Linked DNA regions of Homo sapiens: region 2 is linked to region 1. A link is an interaction called in ENCODE POLR2A ChIA-PET data of the cell type or tissue named here. Cell type or tissue: B cell. All regions are shown on one strand. Links, peaks and the distances in the headings refer to the core of each region. The heading gives the core; the rest is flanking DNA.

Region 1 (7,661 bases), core at 1,070-6,069:
GGTAGGAGAATCGCTTGAACCTGGGAGGTGGAGGTTGCAGCAAGCCGAGATCGCACCACTGCACTCCAGCCTGGGACAGAGTGAGATTCCATCTCCAAAAAGAGAAAGAAAAGTGGTTCCTTGAACTGGCCAGACAAAAAGGAGCTGCGAGGTGTATGCACCTTTGGTGATGTCTATGTTTACCTCACACATTGCAGTGAATTCCTATAGACTAAGGCCCAGGAGGGCTCCATGGATAAAGGAAGAGATATCCTATTTCCGTTCGTCACCACCTCCCATTTTCTTTTCTCTCCCAAGCAGAAAAGAATGGGTTAGACCTTTTTCTGCTTTCAGATCCTCTTAACAGTTGCTGGTTCTTTCCACCCCACCCCCACCACACATGTGCACATCCAGCACACACCCCCTACTCATGCACACCCTGTAGTCTGAGACTTGGCCCCCTCTTCCCCAGCACCTGCTGCTGGCCCCCTCTGATGTGGCCGGATGGGGCACCTTCATAAAGGAGTCTGTGCAGAAGAACGAATTCATTTCTGAATACTGTGGTGAGGTGAGTGCTATAGTTTTGGCCCACATTCTTACTCGGGGGAGACTGATGAGAAACTCTGATTTTCTGTGGGCCAGGCTTCTTTGAATTAATCTCTAAATAACTCAGCTGTGTTCTCACGTGGCCTCTTGGGGAGATCCCACAGAACCGTTTGCAGTACTGAAACCACTGTTCAACTCTTTGGCAACTCCAGACACAAGAGATGAGGGGGGCTCTTTTCAGCCTTAAAACTGGTTGGCCTGGGTGGGAATTGGAACAGCATAACTTGAACTTGCTCTCTTGTGATTCTCATCATGATGCTCAGTAAGCACCCATGTGAGATACCACCCAGCCCTTTCTGGGGGCAGGGTACCATGCCCTGAGCAGGCAGCCTGATACTCCTATTTGTTATTTGTCTATCTCTCTAGCTCATCTCTCAGGATGAGGCTGATCGACGCGGAAAGGTCTATGACAAATACATGTCCAGCTTCCTCTTCAACCTCAATAATGGTATGAAGTCACTTTGTCTCATCCCAAGGTGGTCTTTTTTTTTTTTCTTTTTTTGAGACGGAGTCTTGCTCTGTTGCCCAGGCTAGGGTGCAATGGTGCGATCTTGGCTCACTGTAGCCTCTACCCTCTGCCTCCCGGGTTCAAGTGATTCTCCTGCCTCAGCCTCCCGAGTAGCTGGGACTACAAGCACCTGCCACCATGCCCGGCTAATATTTTTGTATTTTTAGTAGAGACTGGGTTTCACCATGTTGGCCAGGCTGGTATCGAACTCCTGGCCTCAAGTGATCCACCCGCCTCGGCCTCCCAAAGTGCTAGGATTACAGGAGTAAGCCACCGCACTTGGCCCCAAGGTGATCTTTCTACCAGATTGCCCTTGCTGTAGTCCAAGTTTAGATCAGCTCCGAATCTTCCAGCAGATGCATAGAGCAAGGGGGCAGGATCACACTTGGGGATCCCACAGGCCACAGTGCCCTTGCTTTGGAAGAACCTCCATTTCTGGGTTCTGTTTGTAATAGGAGTGCTGAGCGTCTTTACCTGAGAAATCTCCCTGCCCAGTAGATGAGAAGATCCATAATTCAAAGAGGGACCCAAAGGGAGTGCTCCCACACAAGGCTGAATTCTGAGGCTGCATGCTTTCCTCTGCTCCTGTTAGCACACTGGGCTTCAACATTCCCATCAGACTAAAGTGTTTCTGTTACCATTTAACTGATTTTAAATTCAAGCTGAGAAGCTGTGGAATTGCCTGCTGTGCTTATGGTTTTCCTTGATTTACTTTATACAGATTTTGTAGTGGATGCTACTCGGAAAGGAAACAAAATTCGATTTGCAAATCATTCAGTGAATCCCAACTGTTATGCCAAAGGTGAGTCCCAGTAACCTGGGAGGTGGGGTGGGGGATGGATGCCTCTTTACTGTGATTTCCATTCGTTGTTGAACATTTTCCTTAGCTGAGCTATTTTTTGTCCAAAGATAATCATGATTAATATCTGGTATCATTTTAGGCCCCTCTCAATCTTAGTTTTCTAATCTGCTTTTTTCAGCGAATACATTATAAACACTTTCCCACAAACATGATTTAACCAGCCTGAGCAACATAGTGAGACCCATCTCACAAAATAATAATAGGCTGGGTGTGGTGGCTTACGCCTGTAATCCCAGCACTTTGGGAGGCTGAGGCAGGTGGATCACTTGAGGCCAGGAGTTCAAGACCAGCCTAGCAAACATGGTGAAACCCCATCTCTACTAAAAATACAAAAATCAGCTGGGGGGCGTGGTGGTGTGCACCTGTAGTCCCAGCTACTCAGGTGGCTGAGGCACAAGAATCGCTTGAACCCTGGAGGCAGAGGTTGCAATGAGCCAAGATCATGCCACTGCACTCCAGCCTGGGCAACAGAGCAAGACTCTGTCTCAAAAAACAAAACAAAACAAAACAAAAAACCCCACTTATAATAATAATAAAGATAATTTTTCTGCCATAATAACAGATCTAAAAGCATAGAGGCAACTACCATATTGACTACTTTCTAATTCCATTTGATTCATGTTTTCACTGGGAATTTGGAGAAAATCAACCCAGAAGCCTACTGGTTATTGACTTGGAGTTGGGTAGGAACCTAGCCTCGGGTTTATCCTGCTTGCAGTGGTCATGGTGAATGGAGACCATCGGATTGGGATCTTTGCCAAGAGGGCAATTCAAGCTGGCGAAGAGCTCTTCTTTGATTACAGGTGAGGTGCCAGTAATGGTCCTTGGGATGTGGCCCAGGAATTGGAAAGAGTGGCTGTTGGAATAGATTTGGGGGCTCAGGGAGGGTAATGGAGATGGAGGAGAGAGTCTCCCGGTGAATAAGGCTGTGTCCCTTGTTCTGATATCTGGTGCCTTGCCTCAGAAGTGGGACCATTGTAAACAGCCCTTAAGGAGTGGGAGGGGAAGTGAAACGGGAGGGGACTCCGCCTTTTCAATCACAAAAGTCATGAGAGTAACCTGGTTCCTCTTCCCTGCTCTGGGACAGGTACAGCCAAGCTGATGCTCTCAAGTACGTGGGGATCGAGAGGGAGACCGACGTCCTTTAGCCCTCCCAGGCCCCACGGCAGCACTTATGGTAGCGGCACTGTCTTGGCTTTCGTGCTCACACCACTGCTGCTCGAGTCTCCTGCACTGTGTCTCCCACACTGAGAAACCCCCCAACCCACTCCCTCTGTAGTGAGGCCTCTGCCATGTCCAGAGGGCACAAAACTGTCTCAATGAGAGGGGAGACAGAGGCAGCTAGGGCTTGGTCTCCCAGGACAGAGAGTTACAGAAATGGGAGACTGTTTCTCTGGCCTCAGAAGAAGCGAGCACAGGCTGGGGTGGATGACTTATGCGTGATTTCGTGTCGGCTCCCCAGGCTGTGGCCTCAGGAATCAACTTAGGCAGTTCCCAACAAGCGCTAGCCTGTAATTGTAGCTTTCCACATCAAGAGTCCTTATGTTATTGGGATGCAGGCAAACCTCTGTGGTCCTAAGACCTGGAGAGGACAGGCTAAGTGAAGTGTGGTCCCTGGAGCCTACAAGTGGTCTGGGTTAGAGGCGAGCCTGGCAGGCAGCACAGACTGAACTCAGAGGTAGACAGGTCACCTTACTACCTCCTCCCTCGTGGCAGGGCTCAAACTGAAAGAGTGTGGGTTCTAAGTACAGGCATTCAAGGCTGGGGGAAGGAAAGCTACGCCATCCTTCCTTAGCCAGAGAGGGAGAACCAGCCAGATGATAGTAGTTAAACTGCTAAGCTTGGGCCCAGGAGGCTTTGAGAAAGCCTTCTCTGTGTACTCTGGAGATAGATGGAGAAGTGTTTTCAGATTCCTGGGAACAGACACCAGTGCTCCAGCTCCTCCAAAGTTCTGGCTTAGCAGCTGCAGGCAAGCATTATGCTGCTATTGAAGAAGCATTAGGGGTATGCCTGGCAGGTGTGAGCATCCTGGCTCGCTGGATTTGTGGGTGTTTTCAGGCCTTCCATTCCCCATAGAGGCAAGGCCCAATGGCCAGTGTTGCTTATCGCTTCAGGGTAGGTGGGCACAGGCTTGGACTAGAGAGGAGAAAGATTGGTGTAATCTGCTTTCCTGTCTGTAGTGCCTGCTGTTTGGAAAGGGTGAGTTAGAATATGTTCCAAGGTTGGTGAGGGGCTAAATTGCACGCGTTTAGGCTGGCACCCCGTGTGCAGGGCACACTGGCAGAGGGTATCTGAAGTGGGAGAAGAAGCAGGTAGACCACCTGTCCCAGGCTGTGGTGCCACCCTCTCTGGCATTCATGCAGAGCAAAGCACTTTAACCATTTCTTTTAAAAGGTCTATAGATTGGGGTAGAGTTTGGCCTAAGGTCTCTAGGGTCCCTGCCTAAATCCCACTCCTGAGGGAGGGGGAAGAAGAGAGGGTGGGAGATTCTCCTCCAGTCCTGTCTCATCTCCTGGGAGAGGCAGACGAGTGAGTTTCACACAGAAGAATTTCATGTGAATGGGGCCAGCAAGAGCTGCCCTGTGTCCATGGTGGGTGTGCCGGGCTGGCTGGGAACAAGGAGCAGTATGTTGAGTAGAAAGGGTGTGGGCGGGTATAGATTGGCCTGGGAGTGTTACAGTAGGGAGCAGGCTTCTCCCTTCTTTCTGGGACTCAGAGCCCCGCTTCTTCCCACTCCACTTGTTGTCCCATGAAGGAAGAAGTGGGGTTCCTCCTGACCCAGCTGCCTCTTACGGTTTGGTATGGGACATGCACACACACTCACATGCTCTCACTCACCACACTGGAGGGCACACACGTACCCCGCACCCAGCAACTCCTGACAGAAAGCTCCTCCCACCCAAATGGGCCAGGCCCCAGCATGATCCTGAAATCTGCATCCGCCGTGGTTTGTATTCATTGTGCATATCAGGGATACCCTCAAGCTGGACTGTGGGTTCCAAATTACTCATAGAGGAGAAAACCAGAGAAAGATGAAGAGGAGGAGTTAGGTCTATTTGAAATGCCAGGGGCTCGCTGTGAGGAATAGGTGAAAAAAAACTTTTCACCAGCCTTTGAGAGACTAGACTGACCCCACCCTTCCTTCAGTGAGCAGAATCACTGTGGTCAGTCTCCTGTCCCAGCTTCAGTTCATGAATACTCCTGTTCCTCCAGTTTCCCATCCTTTGTCCCTGCTGTCCCCCACTTTTAAAGATGGGTCTCAACCCCTCCCCACCACGTCATGATGGATGGGGCAAGGTGGTGGGGACTAGGGGAGCCTGGTATACATGCGGCTTCATTGCCAATAAATTTCATGCACTTTAAAGTCCTGTGGCTTGTGACCTCTTAATAAAGTGTTAGAATCCATTTTGGCAAGTTGTGTACTGTGTGCTTTGGGGCTGGAAGGATCCAGGGATGGGGTCCAGGAGCAGGTTGGGCCGAAGCATCAGCATTCTGATCCCCACTTACCCACTGAGATCTGGGAAAGGGGGAGATGGGGGTTCTGGCAAGAGCCAGTCAGTCAAGTCCCTGGAAGGTGATGCAAGGATTCTGAGAGCTCCTTCTAGAAATTCCTGAGCCCTCAGATTAGTTCCCTTAAAATCATCCCACTTATCCCCTAACCACGACGCCAGCTACCACACACAGACTGGGGCTCTGCCACTCTGCTTTATTGGAACGGCTCCGCGTCTGAGAGCACAGCAGGCTCAACCCTGCTTCAGAGTGGAGGCCGGACCAGGCTGGTGGGTGACCAGCAGGACTCACGACACTTCCAACACAGGAAAGGCAAACTACAGACTGTGGGCACAGCACAGCACAGGACAGCACAGCCAATTGAGCTTTTCTTTTATATATAAACAAATAATTTAAAAATTCGAATAATATATAGAGTTTCTCTAGAGAGACACTTTGCAACAAAAAATATATATAAAGAATATGACCTCCTGGGTAAATGAAGCAGCATCTCTGAGCGGAGGAAAGAGGGTTCCTCATGCACTGGAGGGGGCGAAGCCTTTGGGCAGGCACAAAGGCCATTGCATATCTTGGAAAAGGTTGGAGGAGTAGAGGGCTGGCTAGTCAGGGTATCTGCATTATTTTCTCTACGTTGCAGGTTTTTTATGGCTTTGGCTAAAGCAAGTGAAGCAGCGGAGGTACTAAGGTGCTAAACTGAGGCCTCTTGGTCTCTGTGTACAAAACAAAAGGAGGGGGGCAGGGGACAGCCATCAAGCCCTCTTGAGCCTCCAGCTGAGTGGAAGCAAATGGAAGATCTTCAGGGCAGGGGGGAGGCTGGGGGATAGGGTTTAGCAGCCTCCTCCCCCCATACCCTCTGCAGCCCTGCACTCCCACACATCTGTCCCTGCTGATAGTGTCTATTGGAAGGGAGGCAGTTAATCTCCCCTACACTCTGTTGTTAATCCCTGACAGCAGCTGGAACAGAGATGGCAGAAAGGACCTATGTCAACCCCATGAGGCTTCTCCTTTGGGGCAGATAAACAGCCAGGAGCCTGGGGAAACAGGGATGAGAAGGGCATTGGTTTAGGCAGTGAGGCTCGGCCACTCCCTTGGGTCCCATCTGTAGCTCTGCCCACCAAACTTGATGGGGGGGGGATGGGGGAATATCCTCTGGATGAGCAGAGCCAGCTAAGAGGAGCCAAATGTCCCTGATAGGATGGGGGAGAGGCAGGACTGGGGGAATGTCAGGAGCTGGAATTGGTCCCAGAAGCCCTTCTGACTCATTCAGACCTGGACTCCTCCAGGATCTGGGGTAGGTTCTGATCCCGGGGGCCAGGGGCTGGGGCTGGAGTTGGGGCTGGGGCTGGGGCTGAGGCTGGAGCTTGGTTGGGAGCTGCTGTAGGGGTGGGGACCTGGGCAGGGCCTGAAGTGGGTAGGGGAGGTTTGCTGCCAGGATGGTACTCGTGGGCAGCCTTGGGCTCATTGGTATGGTAGGAGCCCTTATAGCGATGATTTTGCAGATAGAAGAGCACCAACATTCCCACCAGCCCCAGCAGCAGAAAGGCCACCAAAACTGAAAAGAAGAAAAGGGACAATTCAGATCTTTGGGATCTCACCTGTATACACACACACACACACACACACACACACACACACGCACTCTTTGAGATTTCACCTGTATACATACACACACTTTGGGATTTCACCTGCACACACACACACACACACACACACACACACACACATTTACTTTTGGCCAAAAGCATAATGTATGACCCTCAGTTAGCTGTTCGACCACACTAAACTCATCTCAAGTGTCTGGCAGGTTTGAATTCCTGGCTTACCCCCTGCCACCTTCTGTTTCTAATATTCTCTTTCCACATCCCTGGTAGTTACCCCAATTTCTTATCTCTCTAGGTGTTACTGTATCCCCATTTTCCCATCCCTTAGCTATAGTCTCATTTTAATATTTTATTTAAAAATCTGTAGCATCCTCAAACATCTAAAAATCTCTGCCCAGTTATATGTCACCTTCAGCATAGCCTGTCTCATCCTCAAACATCTAAAAATCTCTGCCCAGTTATATGGCACCTTCAGCATAGCCTGTCTCATCATCCTTTGTGCCATTGTGCATCTAGTGCCTTTGCCATCCTGCAGCCTTGGGGATCAGGGGCAGGGAAAGGATGCTGACAGTCAGAGGGTAGTCTTGGGAGGTCA
Region 2 (16,204 bases), core at 6,249-11,248, 61 kb after region 1:
TTTTTTTTCGGAGAGGGAGTCTTGCTCTGTCGCCCAGGCTAGAGTGCAGTGGCGCGATCTCGGCTCACTGCAAGCTCCGCCTCCCGGGTTCACACTATTCTCCTGCCTCAGCCTCCTGAGTAGCTGGGACTACAGCCGCTGCCACCGCGCCTGGCTAATTTTTTGTGTTTTTAGTAGAGACGGGGTTTCACCGTGTTAGCCAGGATGGTCTCGATCTCCTGACCTTGTGATCCGCCCGTCTTGGCCTCCCAAAGTGCTGGGATTACAGGCTTGAGCCACCGCGCCCAGCCCTGTTTCTGTATTGTTTTCTCAAGGAACAGGAAAAAGAAAATAAGCCTAAAAGTAATCCTGTTTGTAGATCATTTGATTATTCTTTTTTTATTATGCATCTATACTAGGCTGGAACACTGGAATTTTTTTCTTGATAGTTTTTTTTTTTTTTTTTGAGATGGAGCCTTGCTCTATCGCCCAAGCTGGAGTGCAGTGGCGCGATGTCGGCTCACTGCAAACTCCACTCCTTCAGTTCACGCCATTCTCCTGCCTCAGCCTCCCAAGTAGCTGGAACTACAGGCGCCCACCACCACGCCCAGCTAATTTTTTGTATTTTTAGTAGAGATGGGGTTTCACCGTGTTAGCCAGGATGGTCTCGGTCTCCTAACCTTGTGATCCGCCCACCTCAGCCTCCCAAAGTGCTGGGATTACCGGTGTGAGCCACCGCGCCCGGCCCCTTTTCTTTATAGATTTATTTGCCATATATATATTTTTTTCTTTCCAACTCTTATTCTAGGTTCAGTGGGTACACCTGCAAGTTTGCACACTGTTTTGTTTTGTTTTGTTTTGTTTTGAGACGGAGTTTCACTCTTGTTGCCCAGGCTGGAGTGCAACGGCACGATCGGTTCACTGCAACCTCCGCCTCCCAGGTTCAAGCGATTCTCCTGCCTCAGCCTCCCCAGTAGCTGAGACTACAGGCATGAGCCACAACGCCCGGTTAATTTTGTATTTCTAGTAGAGACACGGTTTCTCCATGTTGGCCAGGCTGGTCTCAAACTCCTGACCTCAGGTAATCCACCTGCCTCGGCCTCCCAAAGTGTTGGGATTACAGGTGTGAGCCACCACGCCCGGCCTTGCACACTATTTTAAGCTCAGAAAATAGAGATAGCAAACCAAAGTCATATGGTTTTGTGAAGGCAATAGACATACCAAAAAGTTAGCACCGAGTGTAGAATACAGAACTCCTCGTCTTCATCTTCCTCTTCCACCTTTTTCTGGGCAACTTTAGCAGGACCCTTTGCGCCATCAGACTTTCCTTTCGACTTATAGACAGCAACATCCTTCTCATACTTTTCCTTCAGCTTTGCCGCCTGAGTGATGTAAGGCTGCTTTTCACTGTCATTTAAGTTCTTCCACATCTCACCCAGCTTTTTTGCCACGTCTCCAATAGGGATGCCGGGGTTTGTGGATTTGCTCTTGGGGCAGAATTCTGAACAGAACAGGAAGAATCCAGACGGTGGCCTTTTGGGGGCATTAGGATCCTTCTTCTTGCCTCCTTTAGCTGGTCCATAATCCTTAATTTCCTGATCATAGTGCACTTTATCCGCCTTTGCCAGTTCATTGAATTTAGATTTCTCTTTCTTGGACATTGTCTTCCACCTCTCAGAGCACTTTTTGGAAAATTCTGCAAAATTGATGGGGACTTTTGGGTTTTTCTTCTTATGTTCTTCTCTGCACGTCTGCACAAAGAAGGCATAAGCAGACATCTTGCCCTTTGGTTTCTTGGGGTCACCTTTAGCCATCCTGACTGTATTGTTCACTAGTCTTGTTCTTCAAATATTATAGCCAATCATGCCACACTTGCCTGTGATCTCTCCAACATAAAACCACATTCACACCTCAGTGGCCACCAAATCATTCAGCACCACTTCCTTAACTGTGAGCGGTTTGAAGCTACCAGTTTGAGCACTAGTGACTTATTTTTTTCCCCCAGGCTTTGGATAGCTCTAGGGATCTCAACAGGGGTGGAGGAACCAGCTCAACTTTGGCATAGTACCAAAATGTGGCCAGTTGAGGTTTCACATAAGTCACAGCAGCATTGTTCACTAGCGCCAGAGTCACCTCTGTGAGGTTACGGACAAATTAGGCCGTGGTTCTAGGATGGAAAGTCCGTCACCCCAAACAGGCAGCTGAACATCCAAAAGATTGGTTTTATAGACAGAAAAGGACTGAGGAAAGCAGAAACAGAGAACAAAAAGTGGATTGGTTGTTTCAAAGCGATTTCCTTACAGGATTGAAACAGAGGGGGCCTCATTATCATGGCAACAGGTAAACTGAGCTCTTTAGATTGGGTGCTGTGAATCTCGTGGTGTGGTTTTTTAAAATTTATTTAATTTAATTTTTTTTTTTTTTGAGACAGAGTCTCGCTCTACCACCCAGGTTGGAGTGCTATGGCATGATCTTGCCTCACTGCAAACTCCGCCTCCCAGGTTCAAGCGATTCTCCTGCCTCAGTCTCTCGAGTAGCTGGGATTACCAGCGCGCACCACCATGCCCAGGTAATTTTTGTATTTTTAGTAGAAACCAGGTTTCACCATGTTGGCCAGGCTGGTCTCAAACTCCTGATCTCAAGTGATCCTCCTGCCTTGGCCCTCAAAGTGCTGGGATTACAGGCATGAGCCACTGTGCCTGGCCTTTTTTTCTTTCTTTTTTTTTTTTTTTTGAGATGAAGTTTCACTCTTGTTGCCCAGGCTGGCACGGTGCAGTGGTGCGATCTCGGCTCACTGCAACCTCTGCCTCCTGGGTTCAAGCGATTCTCCTGCCTCAGCCTCCCAAGTAGCTAGGATTACAGGCATGCACCACCACACCCAGCCTAAAGTACCTTTTTCTGTCTCCATATGACTCCATTTCCCTGCAGCCTCAGATGCCAACTCGTTTCCTCTTTGGAGCTTTCTGCCGCCTAGGCTCTTGCAGTATTCTTCTCTATGGCTGTGCCTTTAGCTGCAAATAAAAAAAAAAGAATCCAAGTCAAGTAGCTTGAACCATAGGAAAAATATACCTCACATTTGAAGAGCTTCAGGGCTGATTAATTTGAAGGCTCAGCAGTGTCATCAGGGACTTGGGTGCCTTCCACCTTTTTTTTTTTTTTTTTTTTTTTTTGAGATAGGGTCTCACTCTATCACCCAGGCTGGAGTACAGTGGCATGATTTTGGCCCGCCACAGCCTCGACGTCTGGGCTCAAATGATCCTCCTGCCTCAGCCTCCCAAGTAGCTGGGAGTACAGGCATGCACCACCATGCCCAGCTAATTTTTTTGTTTTTTTTTTTTTTTTGGTAGAGACAGGGTTTCACCATGTCACCCAGACTAGTCTTGAACTCCTGGGATCAAGCAATCTGCCTGCCTTGGCCTCCCAAAGTGCTGGGATTACATGCATGAGCTGTTGCTCCCAGCTACCGTCCACCATTCTGATCTACCACCCTGAAGACGATGGCTTGTCCTAAAGGTGCTCTCTGCACTGTTCGAGGATGACTGCAGCAGTGTGTGATGGTTAATTGGGTGTATTACTTGACTGGGCTAAGGGATGCCCAGATAACCGGTAAAACATTATTTCTGGCTGTGTCTGTGAGGGTGTTTCTGGAAGGGATTCTCATTTGAGCTGATGAACTGAGTGAAGCAGATGGCTCTCCCAGTGTGGGTAGGCATCACCCAATTCATTAAAGGCCTGAATAGAACAAAAGGATCGAGCAAGGGTGAACTCCCTCTCTCTGCTTGCGCTGAGACACCCATTTCCTCCTACCCTCGGACTTGGGCTTCCAAACTCAGAGTGGGACCCACATCATTGGCCCTCAGCTGATTACCTGGCGTTTGGACTCAGACAGAATTACACACTGGCTTTCCAGGTTCTCCAGCTTGCAGAGAGCATATCATGGGTCTTCCTGGCCTCTATAACCACATGAGCCAATTCCTATAAATCTCCTCATATATAAATATCTATCTGTATATCTATATCTAGAACCTACTGGTTCTGTTTCTCTGGAAAACCCTAATACAAGTCATTCCAATGCTATATCCCAACATGAAAAAATGCAGCTAGAGAGTGTGTCTTTTCCCATATGTCTCTTTATTTTTAACCAATGAGGAGACCTTCCCCAGAAGCCCCCAGAAGTCTTTATCCTCACATCTCACTGGCCTGTATTGTATTATATGCCCCTTCCTAAATCAGTCCCTGGCAGGGAATTGTGATAACAGTGATTGGCTTGGATTAATCAGGACTCATTGCTGAACCACTTGGAGGAAGGGTGGAATGCAAAACGAAATCGAGGCTTTGTCCCAAATGAAGGGGTAGGCAATGAAACCATACTGACACACGCCAGTTTTCTTTCTGCTTTTTTTGCTGGCTCCTTCATTTTTCTTTGCCATTCACTGTCAGGTTGTAGTCTAGTCCTCTTCCAATCTAGGATGTTCCCAGACCACATATTCTCCGTGGAAGATCCTATTCATGCTGTTAAATACAATTTACAGGAGTCCATTGCTTTAGACTAGCCTCCTGTCCTAGGCCCTAGCGATCCAGACCAAACCAGAATGGAGTCACTCATGCTAGATGTTACGTAATCAAACTGAGCTCTGAAACATGCCTATTAAAAAAAAAAAGAAAAGAAAAGCCAGGCGTGGTGGCTCACACCTGTAATCCCAGCACTTTGGGAGGCTGAAGCGGGTGGATCACCTGAGATCAGAAGTTCGAGACCAGCCTAAACAACATGGAGAAACCCCCATCTCTACTAAAAATACAAAATTAGCCAGGCATGGTGGCGCATACCTGTAGTCCCAGTTACTCAGGAGGCTGAGGCAGGAGAATCACTTGAACCCGGGAGATGGAGGTGGTGTGAGGTAAACTGAGATTGCGCCATTGCACTCCAACCTGAGCAACAGGAGCAAAACTGTCTCAAAAAAAAAGAAAAGAAAATGTGCTTTATTTTTTATTTATTTATTTATTTTCAAGACGGAGTCTTGTTCTGTCACCCAGGCTGGAGTGCAGTGGCGCGATCTAGGCTCACTGCAAGTTCCACCTCCCGGGTTCACACCATTCTCCTGCCTCAGCCTCCCAAGTAGCTGGGACTACAGGCACCCGCCACCATGCCCAGTTAATTTTTTTGTATTTTTTAGTAGAGACAGGGTTTCACCATGTTAGCCAGGATGGTCTAAATCTCCTGACCTCGTGATCCACCCACCTCAGCCTCCCAAAGCGCTGGGATTACAGGCGTGAGCCACCACACCCGGCCAGAAAATGTGCTTTAAATTCAAGGGCCCAGGCACGGTGGCTCGTGCCTGTAATCCCAGCCTGCACTTTGGGAGGCCTAAGTGGATGGACTATTTGAGGTCAGGAGTTTGAGACCAGCCTGGCCAACATGGTGAAACCCCATCTCTACTAAAAATACAAAAATTAGCCAGGCATGGTGGTGCGCACCTGTAATCCCAGCTACTTGAAGGCTGATGGAGGAGAATTGCTTGAGGTTGGGAGGCAGAGGTGGCAGTGAGCTGAGTGAATGGCACTTGCACTCCAGCCTGGGCAACAGAGTGAGACTCTGTCTCAAAAAAATAAAATAAAATAAAAAAATTCAAGGGACCATTGGAACCTTTGGGAAGACTAGTGGCCCTGGGCCATGGAGTAAAAACTAGATTGCAAAAGGTTACTTATCCTTTTTGTATTTTTGAATTTTTAATTTAATTTTGCTAATCTCTGTATCATTCCAATTTTAGTATATGTGCTGCCAAAACAATCACTGCTTAACCTTATACACAGTTGGCACAAAGGGATGTTTGAGAAATCATAAAATTGAGATGTGTGGAAGATAAGGAAGTGGTCGGTGAGTATACACTTTTTTTTGGAGGGTTCAGGGTCTCGCTCTGTTGCCCAGGCTGAAGTACAGTGATATAATCACCATGCACTGGAACCTCAACCTCTCAGGCGCAAGCAATCCTCCCACCTCAGCCTACTGAGTAGCTGGAACTACAGGCACATGCTGCCATGCTCAGCTAGTGAAAAAAAGTTTTTTGATGCAGCTGTAGCAAAATATTGCTTATAATTATCAATATTTTAAAAATACAGAAATTGCTGGGTGTGATGGCTCACACCTGTAATCCCAGCATTTTGGGATGCCAAGGTGAGAGGATCAATTGAGCCCAGGAGTTTGAGACCAGCCTGGGCAACATGCAGACCCCCTCTCTCTACAAAAAAATAAATAAATAAATAAAAATTAGCCAGGCATGGTGGCACATGCCTATAGTTCCAGCACTTTGGGAGGCTAAGGCAGGAGGATTGCTTGAGCCCAGGAGTTTGAAGTTACAGTAAGCTATGATCGTGCCATTGCACTCTAGCCTGGGCAACAGAGTGAGACCTTGTCTCTAAAAAAAAAAATTAAATACAGAAGTTATTAGGCCCACTTCAAGATCTCGTTATTGAATGCATTAATAAAGGACACAAAATAAAAGAAAATGTATAACTATGTCAAAAATTATTCAGGCAACTTAAAAATATTGTAACAACATATTGTATATAATTGGTTCCTGTGGTAATTCTATGTGTATCATTTTATGTATTCAAAAAACACCGGGGCGGTGGCCCATGCCTATAATCCCAGCACTTTGGGAGGCTGAGGCAGGCGGATCACCTGAGGTCAGGAGTTTCGAGACCAGCCTGGCCAACATGGTATTTTTGTACTAAAAATACAAAAAAATTAGCTGGGCGTGGTGGTGGGCATCTGTAATCCCAGCTACTTGGGAGGCGGAGGCAGGAGGATTGCTTGAACCGGGAAGGCAGAGGTTGCGCCACTGCACTCCAGCCTGGGTGACAGAGCGAGACTCCGCCTCAAAAAACAAAAAAAAAAAACAAAAAAACCCCCACCAGACTGCCGAAGGAATCCACAGTTAAAAAAGGTTAGGAACCCTTGCTCCAAGAGAAAAGAGAGAAAGGGAGACTTGTAGTGTCTGGGGAACCTGGCTTTTTAGGAGAGAAGAGAGGCTAACATGTTAAAATACTGCAAGGGCAGAGAGGCGATTTTGAGAGCCAAGGTCCCTGAGGAGGCTGAACTACTGGGATGCAGGGCTCAGGTGGAGGGATTAAGTACAGGAAGGAAACCTTTCCCACAATAAAAGGGAGGAAAGAATAAGAGTGGATAAAAATAAATGTTTCAGTGGGGTGGGAGTGGGGGGCAGGAATTGAGGGGGGCTTCTGCCTGATGGCTTCTATTTTCACCTACAAGTAGGAGTGAAGTTATCTGTCGAGAGTTACAATGAGAAGGGAGGAGGATAAAGGTAGGAAACAGAAAGGACTGACAAGGACAGCCCAGAAGAGCTCCCAGCCCAGGAGTGGAGTGGCCAGAGACCACCGGGTTGTCATGGCAACCACCTGCTTGGGTGTGCACTGCCTCCATCAGTGCTCAGCTGCCAAGTGTGGGATAAGAGGGCAGAAAGTCAGCTGGAACCAGGGCTGGGGTTCTCCCAGGAGGATGAGGGGAGGATCAGGGGAATGGAAGAAGCATGGATCAGCATATCCAGGCTGCAGGAAGAAGAATGTGAAGCTAGAATGGGGCTGATAGCTGAGGAGGGTGAATAAACACAGGGAAGAAGAATGAGACCAAGGGAATGAGAAAGTGGAGATGCAGGAAGGGATGAACCACGGATGACCCACTGAAGTTTTTTTTTTTTTTTTAAAGACAGAACCTTGCTCTGTTGCCCAGGCTGGAGTGCAATGGCATGATCTCAGCTCACTGCAACCTCTGCCTCTTGGGTTCTAGCAATTCTCCTGCCTCAGCCTCCAGAGTAGCTGGGACTACAGGCATGCACCATCACGCCTGGCTAATTTTTGTATTTTTAGTAGAGACGGGGTTTCACCATGCTGGCCAGGCTGGTCTCGAACTCCTGACCTCAAGTGATCTGCCCGCGTTGGCCTCCCAAAGTGCTGGGGTTACAGCCACCATGCCCGGCCAGAGCTAGTGAAGTTTAAGGTTAAGGAATAGTTCATGGATGGCAAGTGCTGGGCTCTGGCCACTGTGTGGGCAAGTGAAATAGAGAAGAGGTAAAGGGTGTTGGTAAAGGGGAACTGCCAGTCCAGCCAGGACCATCCAGATGGACATATTAGGTTGATGCAAAAGTAATTGTGCTTTTTGCCATTAAAGGTAATGGCAGCCGGGTGCGGCAGCTCACGTCTGTATTCCCAGTACTTTGGGAGGCCAAGGTGGGCAGATCCCCTGAGGTCAGGGGTTTGAAACCAGCCTGGCCAACAAACATGATGAAACCCGTCTCTACTAAAAATACAAAAATTAGCGAGATGTGGCGGTGGGCACCTGTAATTCCAGCTACTCAGGAGGCTTAGGCAGGAGAATCACCTGAACCTGGGAGGCAGAGGTTGCACTGAGCCAAGATGGAGCCATAGCGCTCTAGCCTAGGTAGCAGAGTGAGACTCTGTCTCAAAAAATAAATAGATAAAAAATAAAAAAATAGGCCGGTCGCGGTGGCTCACGCCTGTAATCCCAGCATGATCTCAGGTGGATCATGAGGTCAGGCACTGGAGAACAGCCTGGCCTACATAGGGAAACCCCATCTCTACTAAAAATACAAAAAATTAGCCGGGCGTGGTAGCAGATGCCTGTAATCCCAGCTACTTGGGAGGCTGAGGCGGGAGAATTGCTTGAACCTAGGAGGCAGAGGTTGCAGTGAACTGAGATTGTGCCACTGCACTCTAGCCCGGGCAACAGTGCGAGACTCCGTCTCAAAAAATAAATAAATAAATAAAATAAAATAAAGGTAATGGCAAAAACTGCAACTACTTTTGCACCAACGTAATAAAAGTCACCTGGGATGAGAGTGAGACCCCCCCCCCCCCCTGCCCCGCCACCCAATGTGGAGAGGAAGGTCTTCTGGAAATATGGAGGAGTGATTTTGAAGTCATTAGATCATTGGAACAATAGTAGATAGAGGCCAGGTGCAGTGGCTCACTGCTGTAATCCCAGCACTTTGGGAGGCTGAGGCAGGAGGATCACTTGAGGTCAGGGGTTCGAGACCAGCCTAACCAACATAACGAAATCCTGCTTCTACTAAAAATACAAAAATCAGACGGATGTGATGGCATGCACCTGTAATCCCAGCTACTTGGGAGGCTGAGGCAGGAGAATCGCTTGAACCTGGGAGGTGGAGGTTGCAGTGAGCCAAGATTGTGCCATTGCACTTCAGCCTGGCAACAGAGAAAGTTAAAAAAAACAGAACAAAACAGAAAAACCTCTAACCTTTATAAAAGAGGCTACAGCCTGGGCAACACAATGAAACCGCCGTCTCTTAAAAAAACCTAAAAATTAGATGAGCATGGTGTTGTGTGCCTGTACTTCTAGCTACTCCAAAGGCTGAGGTGGGAGGATTGCTTGAGCCCAGGAGTTTGAGGCTGCAGTGAACTACGATCACACTATTGCACTCCAGCCTGGGTGACAGAAAAAAAAAAAAAGTATGGTGGTTTCCAGCCCAGGAAGGTGGTCCCCTCCCATACCCCACCCAACCAGAAGGTATTTGCAAACCCACAGAGGCCTTTGGTTTTATCACAATGCTGTGGGTGGGTGATACTGGCATTTGGTACCTAGAGATTAGAGAGGCTAAACACTCTGCGATGCACAGGAGAGCTCCACACGCTGATGAATTGTCCTACGCAAAATGCCAGTCATGCATCTCATACATTTTATGGATAAGCAGACTGAGGGTCACAGAGCTGAGGTACGTGCCTACTTTTGGGAGCTTCTGTAGCATTGAAATTATATTAAGATTTTTTTGTTTAAGAGATAGGGTCACTGCAGTGAGATGAGATCATCCCACCACACTGCAGCCTGGGCAACAGAGCAAGACCTTGTCTTGGGCATGGTGGCTAACACCTCTAATCCCAGCACTTTGGGAGGCCTAAGTGGGAGGATCGCTTGAGGCCAGGAGGCCGAGGCTGCAGTCTTTGCACCACTGCACACCAGCCTGGGTGACAAAACAAGACTCTGTTTCAAAGAGAGAGAGACAGAGAGAGAGGGTCTCGCTCTGTTGCCCAGGCTGGCCTCCAATTCTTGGACTCACACAATCTTCCTGCCTCAGTCTTCCAAGTAGCTGGGACTACAAATGCGTGCTACTATGCATGGCTTAAGATTTTGTGTCTACATCAGAGGTCCCTGTGGCAGACAGTGTCAAGCAGCAAGTCTCACCCTTTCACCCTAGTTGCCGCCCAGTGATTGGTCTGTGTTTGCCACAGTTCAGGCCAACGAGATGTAAGCAGAAGTCATGGAGCAGGGCTCCTGGGTAAACTTTCTCAAAAGGGCAAGTGAAGCTGGATGCTCCTTCCCCATTGGCTCTGCTCCTTCCTACCTACCTTCCTTCCTCCCTCCCTCCCTCCCTCCCTTCCTTCCTTCTTCCTCTCTCTCTCTCTCGTTCCCTCCCTCCCTCCTTCCTTTTTTTTTTTTCTTTTTTAACAGGGTCTCACTCCATCACCCAGGCTGGAGTGCAGTGGCATGATCTCGGCTCATTGCAGCCTCAACCTCCCGGGCTCAGGTGATCCTCCCACCTCAGCCTCCCAAGTAGCTGGGACTACAGGTGCATGCCTCCCAGCTAATTTTTGTGTTTTTTTCTGTAGAGACCAGGTTTCACCACATTGCCCAGGCTGGTCTCAAACTCCTGGGCTCAAGTAATTATCCTGCCTCCATCTCCCAAACTGCTGGGATTCCAGGTGTGAGCCACCATGCCCAGTCTCTGCTCCCTTCTTTCTGCTAGGAACTTGGTTCCACAGCCATCTTGTGCCTATGAACGCAAAAGCCACGTTAGTGATGGTGGAGCAGAAAGAAAGAAAGACCACGTGTTCTTGCTGACTTTCTAAGAAGCACCCCAGACCTGGACTGCCCACCTCTGGATTTAACAAATGAGAAAAACAAACTATTATTTGTTTAAGCTACTGTTAATTGGTTGTTCTGTTGAATGCATTTCTACCTGATAGAGTCATAGGGCCAGTTAGTAACCCGGGTTTTGACTCTCACAATCTAATATGCTTTCCTTGGCAGCAGTGGATCTCCAAGTGTGGTCCCCGGACAGGCAACATCAGTATCATGGAGAAACTTGTTAGAAATGCAGAATATCATATGCCACCCCAGACCTTCTAAGTCAGAAACCCTGGGGGTGGGCCCAACGATCTGGTTTAACAAGCCCTCCCAGTGATTCTCATGCACCGAAAGTGTGAGAACCACCGTTCTGTAGCCATGCTCTTCACTGTGTGGTTCTGGACAACCTGGGAGCTTGCTTAAAATATACCATTTCAGCCGGGTGCAGTGACTCACACCTGTAATCCCAGCACTTTGGGAGGCTGAGGTGAGCGGATCGCTTGAGCCCAGGAGTTTGAGACCAGCCTGGGCAATATGGGGAGACCCCCATCTCTACCAAAAAAAAAAAAAATCAGCCAGGTGTGTTGGTGCACGTCTGTAGTCCCAGCTACTCAGAGGCTGAGGTGGAAGGACCCCTTAAACCTAGGAGGCTGAGACTGCAGTAAGCCATGATGGCGTCACTGCATTCTAGCCTGGGGGACAGAGCCAGACCCTGTCTCAAAAAAAGGAAAAGCAAGGCCAGGTGCAGTGGCTCAAGCCTGTAATCCCAGCACTTTGGGAGGCCAAGTCTGATCGCTTGAGACCAGGAGTTCAAGACCAGCCTGGGCAACATGGAGAAACCCTACAAAAAATATAAAAATATAAAAAATGCAAAAATTAGCTGGATATGGTGGCACACACCTGTGGTCCCAGCTACTGGGGAGGCTGAGGTGGGAGGATAACTTGAGCCCGGGAGGCGGAGATTGCGGTGAGCCAAGGTCGAGCCACTGTACCCCAGCCTGGGTGACAGAGATCCTGTCTCTATTTTTACAAAAAGGAAAAGAAAAACATACCGTCTCACGCCCCACTACATGCAGACCTACTGAATCTAAATCTACATTTTTAGGAGGTTCCTGGGTTGTTTGTACACATATTCAAGTTTAAGAAGCACTGCTCTACAATATGCTTAATTGAGTCTTTTTCTTTCTTTTATTGAAGAGCATTGAAAAGATACATAACTGATCAGATTGAAGTTACATGTTCAGGATTCAGCTATGCCTCCCAGGTTCAAGCGATTCTCCTGCCTCAGCCTCCCAAGTAGCTGGGATTACAGGTGCGCACCACCATACCCAGCTAATTTTTGTATTTTAGTAGAGATGAAGTTTCACCATGTTGGCCAAGCTGGTCTCAAACTCCTGACCTCAGGTGATCCGCCAACCTCGGCCTCCCAAAGTGCTGGGACTACAGCCATGAACTACCACACCCGGCCCACAGTTGCTTTTAAATGGAAAACTTATTCCAAACATAAATTTGAGGCCGGGCAAGGTGGCTCACACCTGTAATCCTGGCACTTTAGGAGGCCGAGGTGGGAAGATTACTTGTTCGAGTAGTTTGAGACCAGCCTGGCCAACATGGTGAAATCCTGTCTCTATTAAAAATACAAAAATTAGCTGGTGATAGTGGTGCACACCTCTAATCCTAGGGAGGCTGAGGCATGAGAATTATGTGATCCTGGGAGGCAGAGGTTGCAGTGGGCCAAGATTGCACCACTGCACTCCAGCCTGGATGACAGAGTGAGACTCTGTCTAAAAAAAAAAAAAAAGGAAAGAAAGACAGAAAAGTGCCAGCCTGGGCAACATAGCAAGACCCCATCCAACTTTTTTTTTTTTTTTTGAGACGGAGTCTTGCTCTGTCGCCCAGGCTGGAGTGCAGTGGCACGATCTTGGCTCACTGCAAGCTCCACCTCCCGGGTTCACGCCATTCTCCTGCCTCAGCCTCCCGAGTAGCTGGGACTACAGGCGCCCGCCACCGCGCCCAGCTAATTTTTGTATTTTTAGTAGAGACGGGGTTTCACCGTGTTAGCCAGGATGGTCTCGATCTCCTGACCTCGTGATCCGCCCGCCTCAGCCTCCCAAAGTGCTGGGATTACAGGTGTGAGCCACCTCGCCCAGCCCTAACTTTTTTGAAGTATTTAACTTACAGAAATGTAGCTATTAGAAGAATAGGGGTATTTCTGTCATTTTTTTTTTTTAAGATGGAGTCTTGCTCTGTCACCAGGCTGGAGTGCAGTGGCACGATCTCAGCTCACTGCAACCTCCGCCTCCTGGGTTAAAGCGTTTCTCCTACCTCAGCCTCCCAAGTAGCTGGGACTACAGGCACCCGCCACCATGCCCAGCTAATTTTTGTATTTTTAGTAGAGATGGGGTTCCACCATGTTGGCCAGGATGTTCTTGATTTCCTGACCTTGTGATCTCCCTGCCTCAGCCTCCCAAAGTTCTGGGATTACAGGCGTGACCCACTGCGCCCGGCCATTTCTGTCATTTTCATTACCTTTTGTGCAACATGGAGGTTCTGTCTGTTTGTCTTGTTGCTACAGTGCATCATGATGATTTATTAGAGGTACAGTGACACATGCTAGACCTAAGCAGGACCTGGAGCTCATTTCTTAAGTAGGCTTCCCGGGCTTTCTTGCAGAGGGTTCACATAGAAAATGAAGAAGTTATCCAACACCCCAAGAAAAGGGAAGGGAAGAAGCAGCTTGCTGCAGGATGGGCTGCCTGCAGGCTCCAGCCAGAGCGGAAGGGTCCCGATCCAGCACACCTATGGCCCATTATAAGCACACAAGTCTAGTTTAACTCACCGTATCGTGAATGAGGAAACTCAGATCCTTCTCTTTTTCAAAAATGTATTTGAATCATTTACAAATAATAGTATTAGTATTATGTGCATGGTCTGTATTTTCCTTTTATTAGGAAAATTACACATATTTTTTTTCCTTCTTAAACATGATTTCTATTTAACCAATTATATATTTATGTTGGGCCTTTTGTCAGAGATCCTTTCTAAGATCCTGCTGTTGGGCTGGCGCAGTGGCTCACGCCTATAATCCCAGCATTTTGGGAGGCTGAGGTGGTCAGATCACTTGAGTCCAGGAGTTCGAAACTAGCCTGGGCAATGGTGAAATCCCGCTTCTATATAAAGAACAAAAATTAGCCGGGCATGGTGTCATGTGCCTGTAGTCTTAGCTACTCGGGAGGCTGAAGTGGGTGGATTGCTTGGACTCAGGAGGCATAGGTTGCAGTGAGCTAAGCTCTTGCCGCTGCACTCCCGCCTGGGTGACAGAGCGAGACCCTGTCTCAAAAAAGAAAAGAAAAGAAAAGATCCTGCTATTCCAACCATTTGTGCTTCTATGCTTTCACAAATACCTTTTTTTTTCTTCTTTTGAGATGGAGTTTTGCTCTTGTCACCCAGGCTGGAGTGCAATGGCGTGATCTCGGCTCATTGCAGCCTCCACCTCCTGGGTTCCAGCAATTCTCCTGCCCCAGCCTCCTGAGTAACTGAGATTACAGGCGCCTACAACCATGCCCGGCTAATTTTTGTTTTTTTAGTAGAGATGGGCGTTTCACCATGTTGGCCAGGCTGGTCTCCAACTCCTGACCTCAAGTGATCCACCCGCCTCAGCCTCCCAAAGTGCTGGGATTACAGGCTTGAGACACCGTGCCTGACCAAAACTTAAAATATTTTTTTAAAATGTAATAGAGTCGGGGTCTTGATATGTTGCCCAGGCTGGTCTTGAACGCCTAGCCTCAAGCGATCCTCCCATGTTGGCCTCCCAAAGTGCTGGGATTACAGGCATGAGCCACTGTCCCCAGCCTGAAATATTTTCTAATATGGTAAAATATATTTCTTACATAAAGTTTTAATATGTTATTATATTTTGTAAATTGATTTTTTTAAGTATCTGGGATTAAGTTATTATTCCTTTATTCCTACATCTTCCATTATTTATTTTATTATTATTATTTTTTGAGATGGAGTCTTGCTCTTGTCGCCCAGGCTGGAGTGCAATGGTGCAATCTCAGCTCACTACAACCTCCTCCTCCCAGGTTCAAGCGATTCTCCTGCCTCAGCCTCCAGAGTAGGTGGGATTACAGGCACCTGCCACCACACCCAGATAATTTTTGTATTTTTAGTAGAGACAGGGTTTTGCCATGTTGGCCAGGCTGGTCTTGAACTCCTGACCTTAGGTGATCCGCCCATCTTGGCCTCCCAAAGTGCTGGGATTACAGGCGTGAGCCACTACGCCTGGCCTGCTTCCATTATTTTTATATGTATGTTGAGAATTTTAGTCCATTTTGATTTAATTGATATTTATTACTTATTTATTTATTTTTGTAGAAACAGAGTCTCTCTGTTGCCCAGACTGGAGTGTAGTGGCATGATCATAGCTCACTGCAACCTTGAACTCCTGGGGCTGAAGCAATTCTCTTGCCTCAGCCTCCTAGTAGTAGGTAGGACTACAGGTTAGTAACACAGTGCTAGGCAAATTTTTAAATTAAAAACTATTTAGGATATTGTTATTAAGCATTAACATTTGACATGATTTTAGTTTCCTACTATCATTTGGTTTGTTAAATCAACACTGTAGGCCGGGTGCGGTGGCTCACGCCTGTAATCCCAGCACTTTGGGAGGCTGAGGCAGGCGGATCATGAGGTCAGGGGATCGAGACCATCCTGGCTAACACCGTGAAACCCCGTCTCTACTAAAAATACAAAAAATTAGCCGGGCGTGGTGGTGGGTGCCTGTAGTCCCAGCGACTCGGGAGGCTGAGGCAGGAGAATGGCTTGAGCCGGGGAGGCAGAGTTTGCAGTGAGCCGAGATGGCGCCACTGCACTCCAGCCTGGGCGACAGAGAGAGACTGCCTCAAAAAAAAAAAAAAATCAACACTGTAAAGTTCTCAGAATAGTAATTTCACACTCTAATTGAAGACAGGAGGCTGGGCACAGTGGCACATGTGTATAATCCCAGGATTTGGGATTATATGCGTATAATCCCTTGGACTCCCAAGGCCAAGATGGCAGGATCCCTTGGGACCAGGAGTTTGAAACCAGCCTGGGCAACATAGGAAGACCCTGTCTCTACCAAAAAAAAAAAAAAAAAAAAAAAAGCCCAAAAAAACACACGCATGGTGGCCCCTGCCTATAGTTCCAAATATTTCCAGGAGTTCGAGGCCGCAGTGGGCTATGATTATGCCACTGCACCCTAGCCTGGGTGACAGAGTGAGGCCCGATCTCTAAAAAGAAATGGGAAAAAAAAGAGAGAGAAGATATAGCTTTTTAAGGATATTT

Evidence for each region. ChIA-PET counts read pairs that join two places held together with the same protein. Peaks named below come from ENCODE experiments on the same cell type or tissue, not always from the same donor. Only the 100,000 strongest peaks of a DNase experiment are listed, where the experiment ranks them.
Region 2: POLR2A ChIA-PET joins it to region 1 with 11 read pairs; 5 of 35 experiments call an interaction of 5 or more read pairs at or near these places.

What each region holds. Positions count from the first base shown.
Region 1 is chr17:42,697,974-42,705,634 of GRCh38, reverse strand. It overlaps CNTNAP1 (contactin associated protein 1), which reads right to left. Exons shown (of 24, transcript NM_003632.3): 24 at 5,642-7,017. The coding sequence ends at 6,725. EZH1 (enhancer of zeste 1 polycomb repressive complex 2 subunit) reads left to right here. Exons shown (of 21, transcript NM_001991.5): 17 at 452-547; 18 at 952-1,033; 19 at 1,815-1,895; 20 at 2,674-2,758; 21 at 3,043-5,360. The coding sequence ends at 3,103. Among named protein-coding and RNA genes, the nearest start is that of MIR6780A, 6.3 kb to the left of the region's middle. RefSeq lists enhancers at 145-785, 5,751-6,932 and a cis regulatory region at 5,751-6,932. In B cell, for the core only: no CTCF peak of the experiment used is centred there; a DNase peak (open chromatin) is centred at 2,984; H3K27ac peaks cover 788 bases.
Region 2 is chr17:42,633,767-42,649,970 of GRCh38, reverse strand. It overlaps the pseudogene ATP5MGP7 and the pseudogene HMGB3P27. Among named protein-coding and RNA genes, the nearest start is that of TUBG2, 17 kb to the left of the region's middle. In B cell, for the core only: no CTCF peak of the experiment used is centred there; no DNase peak of the experiment used is centred there; H3K27me3 peaks cover 1,273 bases.